2 separate regions of the Homo sapiens genome follow, and region 1 is linked to region 2. The links are chromatin loops, found by intact Hi-C in ENCODE. Cell type or tissue: sigmoid colon. All regions are shown on one strand. Each heading gives the region's core, and the rest is flanking DNA. Links, peaks and the distances in the headings are about the cores only. Region 1 overlaps PRKD2 (protein kinase D2). Region 2 overlaps AP2S1 (adaptor related protein complex 2 subunit sigma 1).

Evidence for each region. Hi-C counts contacts between places; a loop is a spot of excess contacts. Peaks named below come from ENCODE experiments on the same cell type or tissue, not always from the same donor. Only the 100,000 strongest peaks of a DNase experiment are listed, where the experiment ranks them.
Region 1: a loop joins it to region 2, with 10 times the contacts of the local background. A loop is called at or near these places in 7 of 110 quality-filtered maps.

What each region holds. Positions count from the first base shown.
Region 1 is chr19:46,699,767-46,708,089 of GRCh38, reverse strand. PRKD2 (protein kinase D2) reads left to right here. Exons shown (of 18, transcript NM_016457.5): 4 at 3,441-3,595; 5 at 3,699-3,921; 6 at 6,978-7,055; 7 at 7,138-7,291. Among named protein-coding and RNA genes, the nearest start is that of MIR320E, 5.4 kb to the left of the region's middle. In sigmoid colon, for the core only: CTCF peaks have their summits at 3,253 and 3,453 (motif pointing left); a DNase peak (open chromatin) is centred at 3,439.
Region 2 is chr19:46,835,610-46,843,932 of GRCh38, reverse strand. It overlaps AP2S1 (adaptor related protein complex 2 subunit sigma 1), which reads left to right. Exons shown (of 5, transcript NM_004069.6): 3 at 4,355-4,468; 4 at 5,134-5,193; 5 at 5,385-5,766. The coding sequence ends at 5,486. Among named protein-coding and RNA genes, the nearest start is that of SNAR-E, 9.1 kb to the right of the region's middle. RefSeq lists an enhancer at 5,224-5,724. In sigmoid colon, for the core only: CTCF peaks have their summits at 3,041 and 3,243 (motif pointing right); DNase peaks (open chromatin) are centred at 2,038 and 3,268; H3K27ac peaks cover 1,496 bases.

The sequences.
Region 1 (8,323 bases), core at 170-8,169, 140 kb after region 2:
GTCTCAGTCTGTCACCCAGGCTGGAGTGCAGTGGCGCGATCTCAGCTCACCACAACCTCCACTTCCCAGGCTCAAGCGATTCTCCTGCCTCAGCCTACCGAGTAGCTGGGATTACAGGCACACACCATTACTGCCCGGCTAATTTTTGTATTTCTAGTAGAGACGGGGTTTCACCACGTTGGCCAGGCTGGTCTTGAACTCCTGACCTCAAATGATCCACCCGCCTTGCCCTCCCACAGTGCTGGGATTACAGGCATGAGCCACCGCGCCTGTCCAAAACATACAGTTCTTTAAGCCAAGATGTCTCAAGGTTCAGCCCAAGTGTCAAGATCTATATAGGTCCTCTGTCCCTGTTATTCATGCTTCTGAGTGAGAATGTTGAAATCGGGGCTCTGCCTACAGATGAAGGCCATGTACCTGCATTGGCTATGAGGACAGATGACAGGTGAGGACCATCCATTCTGTGATGAGACCCTGTGGCTCCATTGTTTTGTGTGTGTGAGACAGAGTCTTGCTCCGTCACCCAGGATGGAGTGCAGTGGCGTGGTCTTGGCTCACTGCAACCTCTACCTCCTGGGTTCAAGCAATTCTCCTGCTTCAGCCTCCCAAATAGCTGGGATTACAGGTGCGCACCACCACTCCTGGCTAATTTTTGTATTTTTAGTAGACGGGGTTTCACCATGTTGGCCAGGCTGGTTTCAAGTAATCCACCCTCCTCAGCCTCCCCAAGTGCTGGGATTACAGACATGAGCCACTGCGCTGGGCCCCATGCGCCTCCATTTTTGTATGGTGTGCCCTGCAATTAGAGCCATATTCTTGGATGTTCCATTGGGTATTAGGTCTGAGACAGCATCTCTAGCTCCGTGGGTGCCACGCTTGTACAGAAATCCTGATTCTGGGCCAGGCACGGTGGCTCACACCTGTAATCCCAGCACTTTGGGAGGCCAAGGCGGGCGGATCATGAGGTCAGGAGTTAGAGACCAGCCTGGCCAACATGGTGAAACCCTGTCTCTACTAAAACTAGAAAAATTAGCTGGGTGTGGTGGCGGGTACCTATAATCCCAGCTACTCGGGAGGCTGAGGCAGGAGAATCATTTGAACCTGAGGGGGTGGAGGTTGCAGTGAGCCGAGATCATACCATTGCACTCCAGCCTGGGTGACAGGGTGAGACTCCGTCTCAAAAAAAAAAAAAAAAAAGAAATCCAGTTTCTCCAATATCCTGTGTTCCAGATCATCATGCAGTCCAAAGTATACTTGTATTATTTAAGGACTCTAGGCCTGCAGATACTGATTCAGTGCATTAAAAGCTCTTATAAATATTGCCATCGTCCACACACCATATCCAACTCTTGAGGTCTCAGCATATGCAGTCTTTGTCATGATACAGCCCTGGTGTCATCAAGTCCTAATGGGTTATCAGCACAGACTTCACTGGTGCAGCATCACAGATGATGGTCCCAGTTCCTATGGTGGCAAGAGAACCCCAAATGACTACATTCCGACAGGAGTTTAACTCTATCCTGAGACTCATTCTGAGAGTTATAGATAAGATTCTGAAATTCTGGAAGGCACATGAGTGATTCAAGGCCAACACTGGGAAATGGTTCCTGTGTGCAAAGACCATTTGCCCTGCTGAAGCTCTTCTTGCAGGGCCAACACCGTTCTCCAAGCTTGCCTCCGTGATTACAGCATGCAGCCAAGACAGTGCCTACAATGAGGAGGTGTGGAACTGGAAAGCCTGGAGCAGGCGGGTACCAGAAGGGCTCCCAAAGGCTGGAGGAACATTCTTCACTCCAGAATAGAAAGCGATCCTGGAATCGTTTGGAATCACTGGAGATGTATTAGAGCACACATACAGAACGTCCAGTGGGAAACAGGGAGTTGAGCTGATTTCTCCATGGATGAGGATTTTAAAAGATAAAATAGGCAGGGCACAGTGGCTCATGCCTGTAATCCCAACACTTTGGGAGGCTGAGGTGGGAGGATCACTTGAGCCCAGGAGTTCAAGACCAGCCTGGGCAATGTAGCGAGACCCCATCTCTACAAAAAAATAAAAATAAAAAAATTATCTGGGCATGGTAGTGTATGTCTGTGGTTCTGGCTACTCAGGAGGCTGAGGCAGGAGGATTACTTGAGCCCAGGAGTTGAAGGCTGCAGTGAGCTATGATTGTGCCATTGTGCTTCAGCCGGGGGTACAGGGAGATCCTGTCTCTACAAAATAAAATAAGACAATAAGAAGTCATACTTCTGCCTAGTATGGTACAATGGACCTGAGTACAACTGAGAACTCTTTTTTTTTTTTTGAAACTGAGTCTCGCTGTATTGCCCAGGCTGGAGTGCAGTGGCGTGATCTCAGCTCACTACAACCTCTGCCTCCTGGGTTCAAGTGATTCTCCTGCCTCAGCCTCCGGAGTAGCTGGGATTACAGGCGTGTGCCACTACACCCGGCTAAGTTTTGTATTTTTAGTAGAGATGGGGTTTTGCCATGTTGGCCAGTGTGGTCTCAAACTCCTGACCTCAAGTGATCCGCCGGCCTTGGCCTCCCAAAGTGCTGGGATTACAGGCGTGAGCCACCATGCGTGGCCCACACTACTAAGATTTAATCACACTACTTAGGGATTGCCTGGATTCCAGGTCTACAGAAAAGAGAAAGTGGGGTACAGGGGGTGAGCAGACCTGGAGGGATAGTGACCTTAGGGGTGGGGGTGAGGAGAGGCATTTTCTTTTGGAAAGTTGGGGTTGGGGAAAGAGGGGGAACCAAAGGGGCCTCAGAAAAAGGAAGGTCAGGGTTAGAAGGGGGAACAGGTGTCTCTAGGGAGATGGACAGGAGTTTTGGGGAGGACTAGAAGGAGGTGCTTACCATAGAGGACTGGGGCTGGGTCAGAGCTTTGGCGGGGACTTTTGAGGCATCCATTGTTGCAGTGGGAAAAGGTGGGGTGTGAGGCGCGTTCAGGGCCTGGGGGGCAGATGGGGTGATGTCGGGGCTACAAGCTGGAACTAGGGGTGGAGCTTTGGAGGGAACCTTTGAGGTATCCCTTGTTGGAGTGGGAAAATTTTGGGTGTGAGGCGTGTTCAGGGTCTGGGGGACAGATGGGGTGATGGCAGGGCTACAAGCTGAAACTGGGGACAGAGCTTTGGGGGGAGCCTTTGAGGTGTCCCTTGTTGGAGTGAGAAAAGGGGTGTGGGTGTGTTCAGGGTCTGGGGGACAGATGGGGTGATGGTGGGGCTACAAGCTGGAACTTGGGGCAGAACTCTAAGGAGGGGTGGGCCTGAAGGGGCTGATACACTTACGGATAGTAGTGCCTTTTGGAGGAGATCGTGCTGGCGGGGGGTGATGGGACAGGACCAGGTGAGAGATTGGGTGGAAAGGGCACAACTTCTCAAGAAGAGACCTAGGAGGGGCAGACGCCATGTCTCTTACTCTCTGGCGCCCCCTGCAGGCTGCGGGCTGAACTACCACAAGCGCTGTGCCTTCAGCATCCCCAACAACTGTAGTGGGGCCCGCAAACGGCGCCTGTCATCCACGTCTCTGGCCAGTGGCCACTCGGTGCGCCTCGGCACCTCCGAGTCCCTGCCCTGCACGGCTGAAGAGCTGGTGAGGAGATGGGGGATGGGACGGGTTGGTGGCTAGGGGGGTGACTTGGCCCAGGCATGGGGCCAACGCACTGATGTGTCCCCTCCATTCTTGCCAACGACAGAGCCGTAGCACCACCGAACTCCTGCCTCGCCGTCCCCCGTCATCCTCTTCCTCCTCTTCTGCCTCATCGTATACGGGCCGCCCCATTGAGCTGGACAAGATGCTGCTCTCCAAGGTCAAGGTGCCGCACACCTTCCTCATCCACAGCTATACACGGCCCACCGTTTGCCAGGCTTGCAAGAAACTCCTCAAGGGCCTCTTCCGGCAGGGCCTGCAATGCAAAGGTTAGCTGGGCCTGTCGGGGAGGACAGACAGGGTCAGAACCTCCTTCCCGCCCCAACCTGGTCTTGTGGCAGGACACAAGGATCTGAGCCTTGGGACCCCAGGGCCTCAGAAGGGGAGGGCCCTGAATCCTAGTGTTCTGGGACCTTTGGAATTCTGGAATCTTAGAACCTCAGTTGTGTGTGTGTGTGTGTGTGTGTGTGTGTGTGTGTTGTTGTTGTTTTTTGGAGACAGGGTGTCACTCTATCACCCAGGCTGGAGTGCAGTGGCGCAATCACGGCTCACTGCAGCTTCAACCTCCTGGGTTCAAGTGATCCTCCTGCCTCAGCCTCCCAAGTAGCTAGGACTACAGGTGGTGCCACCACACCCAGCTAATTTTCTTTTCTTTTTTTTTTTTTTGAGACGGAGTCTCACTCTGTCGCCCAGGCTGGAGTGCAGTGGTGTGATCTCGGCTCACTGCAAACTCTGCCTCCTGGGATCAGGACATTCTCCTGCCTCAGCCTCCTGAGTAGCTGGGACTACAGGCGCCCGCCACCATGCCTGGCTAATTTTTTTGTATTTTTAGTAGAGACGGGGTTTCACCATGTTAGCTAGGATGGTCTCGATCTCCTGACCTTGTGATCCACCTGCCTCGACCTCCCAAAATGCCGGGATTACAGGCGTGAGCCACCGCGCCTGGCCACACCCAGCTAATTTTTAAATCATTTGTAGAGAGAAGGTATCACTATATTGTTCAGGCTGGTCTTGAACTCCTGGGCTCAAGCAATCCTCCTACCTCGGCCTCCCAAAGTGCTGGGATTACAGGTGTGAGCCACCGCGCCCAGCTGAACCTCAGTCTTTAGAACCTTGGAATCCTAGATTCATAACGTGCTTAGCATGGAATTCTAAAACTGTAGAACCTGAGAATTCTAGAATCAGAACCATAGCATTCAAGAATTCCGAATGATAGAATTCAGCTAAAATAACAACAGAACTTTAGATTACACATCTTAGATCTCCCAAGTTATAGACTCTCAGAGCATGAGAATTTTGGAACCATGGGATTTGAGGGTAATAGAAACATAGGCACATCAAATTTGAGAGTCTTAGACGTCTAGAATCATATAAGCTTGAAACCATCGTAACCTAGAATCCTGGAAATTCTAGACTCCCAGAACTTTGAACAATCAAATTCTAGAATCCAGCCAGGTGTGGTGGCTCATGCATGTAATCTCAGCACTTTGGGAGGCCAAGGTAGGTGGATCACTTGAGCCTAGGAGTTTAAGACCAGCCTGGGCAACATGGTGAAACCCTGTCTCTACAAAAAAAATTAAAAATTAGCCAGGCATGGCAGCATGCATCTGTGGTTCCAGCTACTTGGGACTCTGAGGAGGGAGGATTGCTTGAGCCCAGGAGGTTGAGGCTGCAGTGAGCCATGATTGTGCCACTGCATTCCAGCCTGGGTGACAGAGCAAGAACTTGTCTCAAAAAAAGAAAAAAAAAAATTCTAGAACCTCAGAAGCCTAGATCCACATAAACTTAGAAACATCCAATTCAAGAATTTACTGGAACAATCAAATTCTAGAATCTTAGAAGCCTAGAGCTAAAGAAGCATAGAAACATCAAATTCTAGAATCTTGTATGTATAGAATCCTAGAACCTTGGAATCTGCAGATTCTGGAGGTAGAGAAGCCTAGAATTGTAGAACCCTAGAACTGTCAAATTTTAGAGTTTAGATATATAACACCCTAAAATCTTGGACATTAAAGAGTCTTAGAAGTGTTGACTCATAGATGTCTAGAGTTCTAGAAACTTGGACATCAAACTCTGAAGCCTTAGAAATACGGAATCAGGTCAGGGGCAGTAGCTCACACCTGTAATCCCAGCACTTTGGGAGGCTTAGGTGGGTGGATTGCTTGAGCCCAGGAGTTCAAGACCAGCTTGTACAACATGGAAAGACCCCATCTCTACAAAAAATACGAAAAATTAGCCAGGCATGGTAGTGCGTGCCTGTAGTTTCAGCTACTCAGGAGGCTGAGGTGGGAAGATCGCTTGAGCCTGGGAGGCAGAGGTTGCAGTGAGCCGAGATGGTGCCATTGCACACTCTAGTCTGGGTGACAGCCAGACTGTTTCTTAAAAAAAAAAAAAAAAAACAAAAAACAGAATCATAGAACCTTCATAAAATAGGTTTTTAGTAAACTCTAGAATCTTCGATGTATAGTGTCCCTAGAACCGTGGAAACACTGAACTCTACAGCAATGGTTCTCGACCAGGGGCCGTTTTGCTCCTAGGGGATGTTTGGCAAGGGTTGGAGATGGTTTTGTTTGGTACGCTGGGATAGTGCTACTGGCATCCAGTAGGTAGAAGTCAGAGATGCAGCTAAACATCCTACAATACACAGAGCAAGTGCCCTAAAACAAGGAATTATCCTGGGCACTGTGTTAGTGTCACGGGTTGAGGAACCCAGCCCTAGGGTGTTCAGAGTCTGGAGTCACAGCACATTAGAACCAATAACACACACACACACACACACACACAAGTCGGGCGCGGTGGCTCACGCCTGTAATCCCAGCACTTTTAGGAGGCCAAGGCAGGTGGATCATCTGAGGTCAGGAGCGCGAAACCAGCCTGACCAACATGGCGAAACCCCGTCTCTACTAAAAACACAAAAAAATCAGCTGGGCGTGGTAGTGGGCGCCTGTAGTCCCACGCCCAGCTAATTTTTGTATTTTTAGTAGAGACGAGGTTTTACCATGTAGGGCAGGCTGGTTTCGAACTCCTGACCTCAAATGATCTGCTCTCCCCGGCCTCCCAAAATACCGAGATTACAGGCGGGAGCCACTGCACCCAGCAGTCGTCGGGATTTTGAGTCTAGCCCTCCTACTTAATCAAGACCCCCCCGATGGTTGGGAAAACTGTGGCTGAAAGTGGGAAAATGACCAGGGCAGCAGCAGCCAGTGTTCTTACCCAGACAGCAAGAGTAGACTCTTTTGAGCCTGAGGCTTAGGGTCAAGGTTCAAGCCTTCCAGGTAACCTCTCTTCCCCTTCTCACCCGTTCCCTTGTTCCCTGTCCTACCAGACTGCAAGTTTAACTGTCACAAACGCTGCGCCACCCGCGTCCCTAATGACTGCCTGGGGGAGGCCCTTATCAATGGAGGTGAGAGGCTGGGGGGATGCTGGGGAGAAAGGGGAAGGGGCAGGACTGGGTGGAGACCCCTCTGATGCCTCCGTCCCCACAGATGTGCCGATGGAGGAGGCCACCGATTTCAGCGAGGCTGACAAGAGCGCCCTCATGGATGAGTCAGAGGACTCCGGTGTCATCCCTGGCTCCCACTCAGAGAATGCGCTCCACGCCAGTGAGGAGGAGGAAGGCGAGGGAGGCAAGGCCCAGAGGTATACACAGAACCCTCCAAGAGACCCTGGGGGAAGACCCTCCTGCACAGTGAACCTCAATTTCTTTTTCTCTACAATGGGCTGACATCACCTCATATTTATAAATTTTCCCAGTTCCTGAGGCAAACCTTTTAAAGCACTACAATTTTTTTTAAATAATTTTTTGTTTGAGACAGGGTCTCGGTCTGTCGCCCAGGCTGGTGCAGTGGTGCAGTCTTGACTCACTGCAGCCTCGACCACCTGGGCTCAAGCGATCCTGCCACCTTAGCCTCTCGAGTAGCTGGGACCACAGGCTCGTCCACCACACCCAGCTAATTTTTGTATTTCTGTAGAGACAGGGTCTACCCTATGTTGCCCAGGCTGGTCTTGAACTCCTGACTCCTGAGCTCAAGTGATCCACCCGCCTCAGCCTCCCAAAGGGTCTTGCTTTGTTGCCCACTGGAGTGCAGTGGTGTGATTGTGGCTCACTGTAACCTCAAACTCCTGGGCTCAGGTGATCCTCCTGCCTCAGCCTCCCGAGTATCTGGGACTACAGGGATGCACTGCTATCCCTGGCTAATTTTAGACGGCGTTTCGCTCTTGTTGCCCAGGCTGGAGTGCAGTGATGCAATTTCAGTTCATTGCAACCTCTGTCTCCTGGGTTCAAGCGATTCTCCTGCCTCAGCCTCCCAAGTAGCTGGGACTACAGGCACCCGCCCAGGCCCAGCTACTTTTTTTGTATTTTTAGTAGAGACAGGGTTTTGCCATGTTGGTCAGGCTGGTCTTGAACTCCCAACCTCAGGTAATCCACCTGCCTCGGCCTCCCAAAGTGCTGGGATTACAGGCATGAGCCACCGCGCCTGACCTATATTCCTCTTCTTTTTTTTTTTTTTTTTTTTTTAAGATAGGGGGTCTTGCTATGTTGCCCAGGGTGGTCTTGAACTTCTGCGCTCAAGCAATCCTCCCACCTCAGCCTCCCAAAGTTCTGGGATTACAGGTGTGTGCCACTGTGCCCCCAGCCTACACATTTTTAAACTATACACGGAGTTCATA
Region 2 (8,323 bases), core at 210-8,209:
CTCAAAAAAAAAAGAAAGGTTGTTTTTGTTTTTTGGTGTTTTTTAGAGACACGGTCTTGCTCTGTCTCCCAGGCTAGAGTACAGTGGTGCAATTACAGCTCACTGTACCCTCCCAGGCTCAAGCAAGCCTCCCACCTCAGCTTGCCAAGTGGCTGGGACTACAGGCATGCACCTCCATGCCCATCTAATTTTTAAATTTTTTTTTCTTTTCAGGTGGGTTCTCACTCTGTTACCTAGGCTAGAGTGCAGTGGTGCGATCTCAGCTCACTGCAACCTCTGCCTCTCGGGGTCAAGCAATTCTCCCACCTCAGCCTCCCGAGTAGCTGGGACCATTGGCATGTGCCACCAATGCCGTACTAATTTTTGTATTTTTGGTAGAGACAGGGTTTCGCCATGTTGCCCAGGCTGGTCTCGAACTCCTGAGCTCCAGCGATCCGCCCACCGCAGCTTCCCAAAGTCCTAGGATTACAGCCATGAGTGACCACGCCTGGCTAATTTTTAAATTTTTCGTAGAGATGGGGTATTGCTATGTTGTCCAGGCTGGTCTTGAACCATGGAGGGTTTTGAGCAGAGCATGGCCATTGGCCGACTTGAGGCTGCGCTATAGGGCAAGAGCATAGAGGAGACTGCTCGGAGAGAGGTGGCTGCAGTGGTCCAGGTGGGAGATGCTGGTGACCGGACCAGCATGGAAGCCGTCGGTGTGGCCAGGAGCGTTTTGGAGGTGGACCCAGCTGAATGGCCAAGAATTGGATGTGGAATGTGAGAGAAAGCAGAGCCAGGGCGACAATTAGATTTCCCACTTGAGCCCCCGGGTAGGATGGAGCTGTCATTATCTGATATGGGCAGATGGGAAGGGCAGGCGGAGGTGAAGATCAGGAGGGAAGTGTTGGGGGTCTGGCCCCGAGTATCGTCCACATCCCAGCAGAGATGTCCAGGAAGAAGTGACGAGTCAGGGTTCTTGGAGAGAGCTGGGTAGGATATGGAAACGGCATTTCTGCACATAGAGGGAAACCGAGGCCAAGGAGCTCACCGGGGAAGTGAGGATAGACCGAGGAGAGCACCAGAGGGCCACGTCTGCAGGCAGAGAGATGAGGGAGAGGAGAACCAAGAGATTGGGTGTCCCAGCAGCCAGGAGGGGGACAGGGTTGGACTTACCTCTCCAGGAGGAGGTCACTGGTGGTGTCACCAAGAGCAGCAGGTGGGAAGGGGGAGAGGAACTGGGTGTCGGGTGTTCTGGCTGTGTGGGCACCTTGCTGCTAATGTAGTGGCTGGTCCTGTGCTGAGGGCTGGGGCGCGGGAGGGGTCAGTGAGGCCCAATGATACAGGGGCAGCCGGAAAGTCCGGCTGGGCAAATGAGAATGTTACAGAGGAGGCTGACCCTCAGGTCTTGAGTTCCTCCATGCCTCCAGGATCCAGGCCCGCCCATTCATTCAGTTGTTCCTTTGTGCATGTATTCACCTAATGTTTCTGTGTGCCTCCTCTGTGATCAGCCCAGTGCTAGGTTCACAGCAGCACTGAGACAGCCTTGTGCTGCTTTGGGACTCATAGCCCAGGAAGGAACACAAGCCTGTCCTAGACAGTGACAACCACAGTAGGCAGGGCTGGGATCGAGGAGCCTGGCTGGGGGAGGGCACCTGACCCAGCCTGGGGGTCTGGAGGGCTTCCTGGAGGGGACTTGTGAGTGAAGATCAAAGGGAGGAGTAGGCAACTGGAAGATGCGGGCTATCCCTCTTGTTATTATTATTATTATTTGAGACAGGGTCTCACTCTGTGCCCCAGGCCGGAGTGCAGTGGTGCAATCATAGCTCACTGCAGCCTCCGCCTCCCAGGCTCAAGGGATCCTCCCACCTCAGACTCCTGAGTAGCTGGGACTACAGGGACCTGCCACCACGCCCAACTAATTTTTTGTATGTTTTATAGAGATGGGTCTTGATATGTTGCCTAAACTGCTCTTGAACTCCTGAGATCAAGCCTTGGCCTCCCAAAGTGCTGGGATGATAGGCATGAGGCCCGGCACCTGGCCGTCGTCCAATCTCTGTCTGACTCGCACTGTCCCGCCTCCCGCTTTCCTTTATTAGCAGCCCAGTGAGGACATTGGTCCCGCCTGAACCATCCAGGATTATCGCCCCATCTCATGCTTCTTAACTTCGTCACAAGTTGAGACTGCAGAGTCCCTTTTTGCCATATAAGGTCCCATATTCACAGGGTGTGGGATTAGGATGTGGATGTCTTTGGGGGCCATTACCTGTGCCAGCCCTTTGCAGGGCAACATGGAGGACACAGTGTGACAGCTCCAGCTTCCCCCACAGGCTCAGTCCAATGGGGAGACAGACCCATCCCCAGACAGTGGCGACCAGCAGTGGTCAGGCTGGGGCAGGGCAGGGGTGGGGCAGTGGCGTGGGATGTTCAGAGGGGACACCTGCCCCAGCCTGCAGGATGAGAGAATGTGCTTCTCTGAGAGAATGTAGCTGGAGGAGAGATGGGGGTCTGCAGCAGATCCCTGAGAAGCCTCGAAATTTAAAACAGGAAGGGAGGCTGGAAAGATGGAGCAGTAGCTGGAGGCGGAGGAGGGTGAGAGCCAGAAAAGCTGGATTGCAAGAAGAGAGGAGCACTGATGATCAGTGTCAGCTCATTTACCCGTGGATTACATGTAGGCCTTACTGTAATCACACCAGAAAACATACTCAGGCTGGGCTCACGCCTGTAATCCCAGCACTTTGGGAGGCAGAGGCAGGTGGATCATCTGAGGTCAGGAGTTGGAGACCAGCCTGGCCAACATGGTAAAACCTCATCTCTACTAAAAATACAAAAATTAGCCAGGCGTGGTGGTGCACACCTGTATTCCTAGCTACTCAGGAGGCTGAGGCAGGAGAATTGCTTGAACCTGGGAGGCAGAGGTTGCAGTGAGCCAAGATTGCGCCGCTGCACTCTGGCCTGGGCGACAGAGTGAGACTGTCTCAAAAAAACCAAAAAACAAAAAAAACCCTGAAAACATGCTTGGAGTATAGCAATGAACAAGAGATTGAGCTGAAAAAATGAGTAAAAAGCTATTAGCTGGGTGTGGTGGCGCGCCTGTAATCCCAGCTACTCGGGAGACTGAGGCAGGAGAATCGCTTGAACCCAAGAGGCAGAGATTGCAGTGAGCCGAGATCGAGCCACTGCTCTCCAGCCTGGGCGTCAGAGCCAGACTCAAAAAAAAAAAAAAAAAAAAATGCCGAAGACTGATGCTGGCACTCATAGCTGTCAGCAGGTGGCGACACAGGCACACCCCAGACCTAGAGCTGCTGTTTTTTTGTGTTTTTTGAGACAGGGTCTCCCGGGCTGGAGTGCAGTGATGGGAACGTGGCTCACAGCAGCTTTGACCTCCCAGGCTCAGGTCATCTCCCCACCTCAGCCTCCCGAGTAGCTGGGACCACAGGTACACGCCACCATACCCAGCTAAGTTTTGTACTTTTGTATAGATGGGGTTTCACCATGTTGCCCAAGCTGGCCTGAAACTCCTGGGCTCAAGTGATCCTCTCGCCCGGCCTCCTGGAGTGCTGGGATTTTTTTTTTTTTTTTTTTTGTAATGAACCTGACATTGAGAACATATAGAACTGAACTGGATTTTCAGGTTTTGGCCAAAGACATTGTACTTTGCAACCCAGTATGCATATATATCTGTCTTTGTCTACTTAACACGCGCATAAAATGAGAATCCATGTCCCTGATCCTGGCATGTTTGTTCACGGTGTGTGTCTGTGTTACTATTGCTAACTGTGTATATCGCATTTCAGTGAGGGCAGGACAAGGACCCAGGATCGTCTTGGTGGCAGTGGTAACCCTCCTCCCCACACTGCCTATCACAGGCCTGGCATAGAGTAGCTGCTCAGGAAGTATTTGTTAAATAATTGAGTTAATTAATTCCAGGCTAAGGGATGTGACTGTCTCCAGAGGTAGCAGGAAGTCACAGAAGGGAGTGGCAAGGTTGCATGGACACTATTGAACACGTCAGGCTCCCGCCCAGCCCCGGGCTTTTGCTATCTGCTTAGAACATTCCTGCCTATCCTCCAGCTCTCAGCTCCGATACCCCCTCCTCCAGGAAGCCCTCCTGACTCTCCAGGATCAGAGGGGGTTAGGCACCCTCTTTGGGCTCTCACAGCCCATCCTGTCCATTCTGGGGATGCCTGCCCCCGCTGCACTGTGAGCAGGGTTAGGGCTGTCTCGGTCACTGCTGTGACCCCAGCACAGGGCCAGGCACAGAGCTGGGCCTCGGGACCACGTATGGAGTGAAGGAGTGAATGTTTTGGCCCCACTCTGTCTGGCACGTTAGGTCCTGGCAATCTCCGTTGCTGACAGCCTCTCTGTTCTGCAGTTCCGGAACTTTAAGATCATTTACCGCCGCTATGCTGGCCTCTACTTCTGCATCTGTGTGGATGTCAATGACAACAACCTGGCTTACCTGGAGGCCATTCACAACTTCGTGGAGGTACGGCGGGAGAGGGATGTAAGGTGGGGAGGCGGGTGGGCAGCCCTGGAGTGGCCCCCAAGGCCTGGGAACCCTCCCTGGTCCCTCCTGAGCCCTCCCTCTGCAGTGACTGGGACTCTCCCTCTCCATTTCTTTTTTTTCTTTTTCTTTTTTTTTTTTTTTTTTTTTTTTTTTTTTTGAGACGGAGTCTTGTTCTGTCGCCCAGGCTGGAGTGCAGTGGTGCAATCTTGGCTCATTGCAGCCTCCACCTCCCAGGTTCAAGTGATTCTCCTGCCTCAGCCTCTTGAGTAGCTGGGATTACAGGCACACGCCACGATGCCCAGCTAATTTTTGTATTTTTAGTAGAGATGGGGTTTCACCATGTTGGCCAGGCTGGTCTTGCACTCCTAACTTCAAGTCATCCTTCTGCCTTAGCCTCCCAAAGTGCTGGGATTACAGGTGTGAGCCACCGCGCCTGACCTTTTGCCATCTCTTTGCATCGATCTTTGCTTTTGTTTCTCTCTGTGTGTCTCCTTGCCTCTCTCCCTGTCACTGTCTCTCTCTCTCCCCTGCCTCCCCCTTGGTCTCTTTTTTTGCTGTCTCTTTCTGATGACCTTGTTCCCATCTCTGTGCGTGTGTGGCTCTCTCCCTGCCCATCTCTTACCATCTCTGCCTTCCTCTCCCAGGTCTTAAACGAATATTTCCACAATGTCTGTGAACTGGACCTGGTGTTCAACTTCTACAAGGTAGGCTCCTGGTGAAGAGGAGGCTGAAGGAGCCAGAGGAGGGGGACGGGGGGGACCCGTGGTGCACTAGCCACCCGGAGCCTCTGCTGAGGTCTGTGTCCCAGCTCGAGGGGCATCAGAGCCCCAGCTTCCAGGGTCCGGGCCAGCATCCTGGGGGGCCTCGTCTCACCCCAGGGTCTCCCCTCACACAGGTTTACACGGTCGTGGACGAGATGTTCCTGGCTGGCGAAATCCGAGAGACCAGCCAGACGAAGGTGCTGAAACAGCTGCTGATGCTACAGTCCCTGGAGTGAGGGCAGGCGAGCCCCACCCCGGCCCCGGCCCCTCCTGGACTCGCCTGCTCGCTTCCCCTTCCCAGGCCCGTGGCCAACCCAGCAGTCCTTCCCTCAGCTGCCTAGGAGGAAGGGACCCAGCTGGGTCTGGGCCACAAGGGAGGAGACTGCACCCCACTGCCTCTGGGCCCTGGCTGTGGGCAGAGGCCACCGTGTGTGTCCCGAGTAACCGTGCCGTTGTCGTGTGATGCCATAAGCGTCTGTGCGTGGAGTCCCCAATAAACCTGTGGTCCTGCCTGGCCTTGCCGTCTTTGAGCCCTTGCCTGTCTCCCCTGGGAACCAGATACCTAGGATGCCTTGCCTTCAGTCCATCAGTCAGTCAGTCAACAAACGCCCCTCATTGTGCTGAGCAAGGTGAGACACCCAGGTGCTCTTCAGACCTGCTCCTGCTCACCAAGGGCCCCCAGGCTGGAAGGGGTGATGGGTTTAGATTCCAGGCACTTGCTACTAAAATAACAATACTCAGCTAATGCTGAAGGGCACTCACCCTCTCCCAGGCATTGTTCTAAGCAATTGACATGTCTTACCTTACTTAAAGCTCACTAGATTATAAGTCTGGGACTATTTTTTTTTTTTTTGAGACATGGTCTCACTCTATTGCCCAGGCTGGAGTGCAGTGGCAGGATCATGGCTCACTGCCGCCTTGACCTCCTGGGCTCAGTTGATCCTCCCACCTCAGCCTCCCAAGTAGCTGGGACTACAGATGTGTGCCACCATACCTGGTTAATTTTTTTTTTTTTTTTTGAGATGGAGTTTCGCTCTTTTTGCCCAGGCTGGAGTGCAATAGCGCTAGCTCGGCTCACTGCAACCTCTGCCTCCCAGTTTCAAGTGATTCTCCTGCCTCAGCCTCCAAAGTAGCTGAGATTACAGGTGCGTGCCACCATGCCCAGCTAAGTTTTTTTTTTTTGAGATGGAGTCTTGCTCTGTTGCCCAGGCTGGAGTGATCTCCTGGCTCAAGTGATCTTCCTGCCTTGGCCTCCCAGAGTTCTGGGATTACAGGCGTGAGCCACTCTATCCGGCCAAGGACAGGACTGTTATTATCCCCATTTTCCAAGTGAGAACATTGTTCCAGGAATGTTTCAGGAACATTAAAAGACTTGACCAGGCTGGGCGCAGCGGCTCACGCCTGTAATCCCAGCACTTTGGGAGGCTGAGGCGGGTCAAGAGATTGAGACCATCCTGGCCAACATGGTGAAACCCTGTCTCTACTAAAAATATAAAAATTAGCTGGGCATGGTGGCATGCACCTGTAATCCCAGCTACTCAGGAGGCTGAGGCAGGAGAATTGCTTGAACCCGGGAGGCAGAGGTTGCAGTGAGCCGAGATTGTGCCACTGCATTCCAGCCTGGGCAACAGAGCGAGACTCCATCTAAAAAAAAAAGACGACTTGACCAAGGTCTGTAGCTAGTCAGTAGCCAAGCCAGGTTTGTTTTGAGCCAGTTTTGAAGCCAGGTGGGTAGCTCCAGAACCCTCATTTTTATCTGCTCGCCCCGGTGGTTGTTGGAAATGTAGGCACTGGGCTTGATGATTTGTGTTTCTTGGCAACAGCACTGCTGGCATTTGGGCCAGGACAATCCCTCATTGTGAGGCTGCTCCAGAAGTGGATGGACTTTTGACTTCCACCCACCAAGTGCCAGAAGTGGCCTTCTGGCCATTGTGATGATAGAAGCCACCCCTGAGTGTTTCTAGGGCCCTCTGAAGTTAAGGGGCCCCCGATGCCCACTGAGAGCAGAGTGTGGGGGCTGCTGGCCACACCTATGCCTGGCATCCTTCGCAAGCTGAGAACACCCTGGCCCCTGTCAGTTTCTTTCCTTCCTTCCTTCCTTTCTTTTTGACAGGGTCTTATTCTGTCACTCCCCAGGCTGGAGTGCAATGGCACAATCTTGGCTCACTGCCACCTCTACCTCCCAGGCTCAAGTGATTCTCCTGCCTCAGCCTCCCGAGTAACTGGGACTACAGGCGCCTGCCACCATGCCCGGCTAATTTTTGTATTTTTAGTAGAGACGGGGTTTCACCATGTTGGCCAGGCTGGTCTCGAACTCCTGAGCTCAAATGGTCCGCCCGCCTCAGCCTCCAAATTGCTGGGATTGCAAGCCTGAACCATGGTGCTCAGCCTCTTTTTATAAATATAAACTAGCATGTTAGTTTTTTATTGCTGCTGTAACAAATTATCACAAACTTAGCGGCTTAAAACAACACAATTTTATTCTCAATGAAATCTGAAATGGGTTTCAGTGGGCTAAAATCAAGTTGTCAGCAGAGCTGTCTGGACCATCTAGGAGAGAATCCTTCCCTGCCTTTTCCAGCCTCTAGAAGTTGCCTCCTGTTCTTGGCATGTAACCCTATCCTTCATCCTTCAAGCCAGCTGCGGAGCATCTTCCAGTCTCTCTCTCTCTGGCTCTGACTGATTTTCCTGCCGCTTGCTTTTACTGATAAGGACACCTGTGGTTACATTCGTCCCACCTGGATAATCTAGGATCATCTCCCCATATCAAGACCCGGACTGTAATCACAACTGTAAAGTCCCTTTTACTGTGTAAGACAACACATCTACAGGTTCCGGAGATGAGGATGTGGACATTTAGGGCGTGCTATTATTCTGCCTGCCACTTATATGGTGTCTATGTAAGAACTGGGGGCTGGGCGCAGTGGCTCACATCTATAATCCCAGCATTTTAGGAGGCCAAGGTGGCAGATCACTTGAGATCAGGAGTTCAAGACCAGCCTAGCCAACGTGACAAAACCCCATCTCTACTAAAAGTACAAAAATTAGCCAAGTGTGGTGTTGGGCACCGATA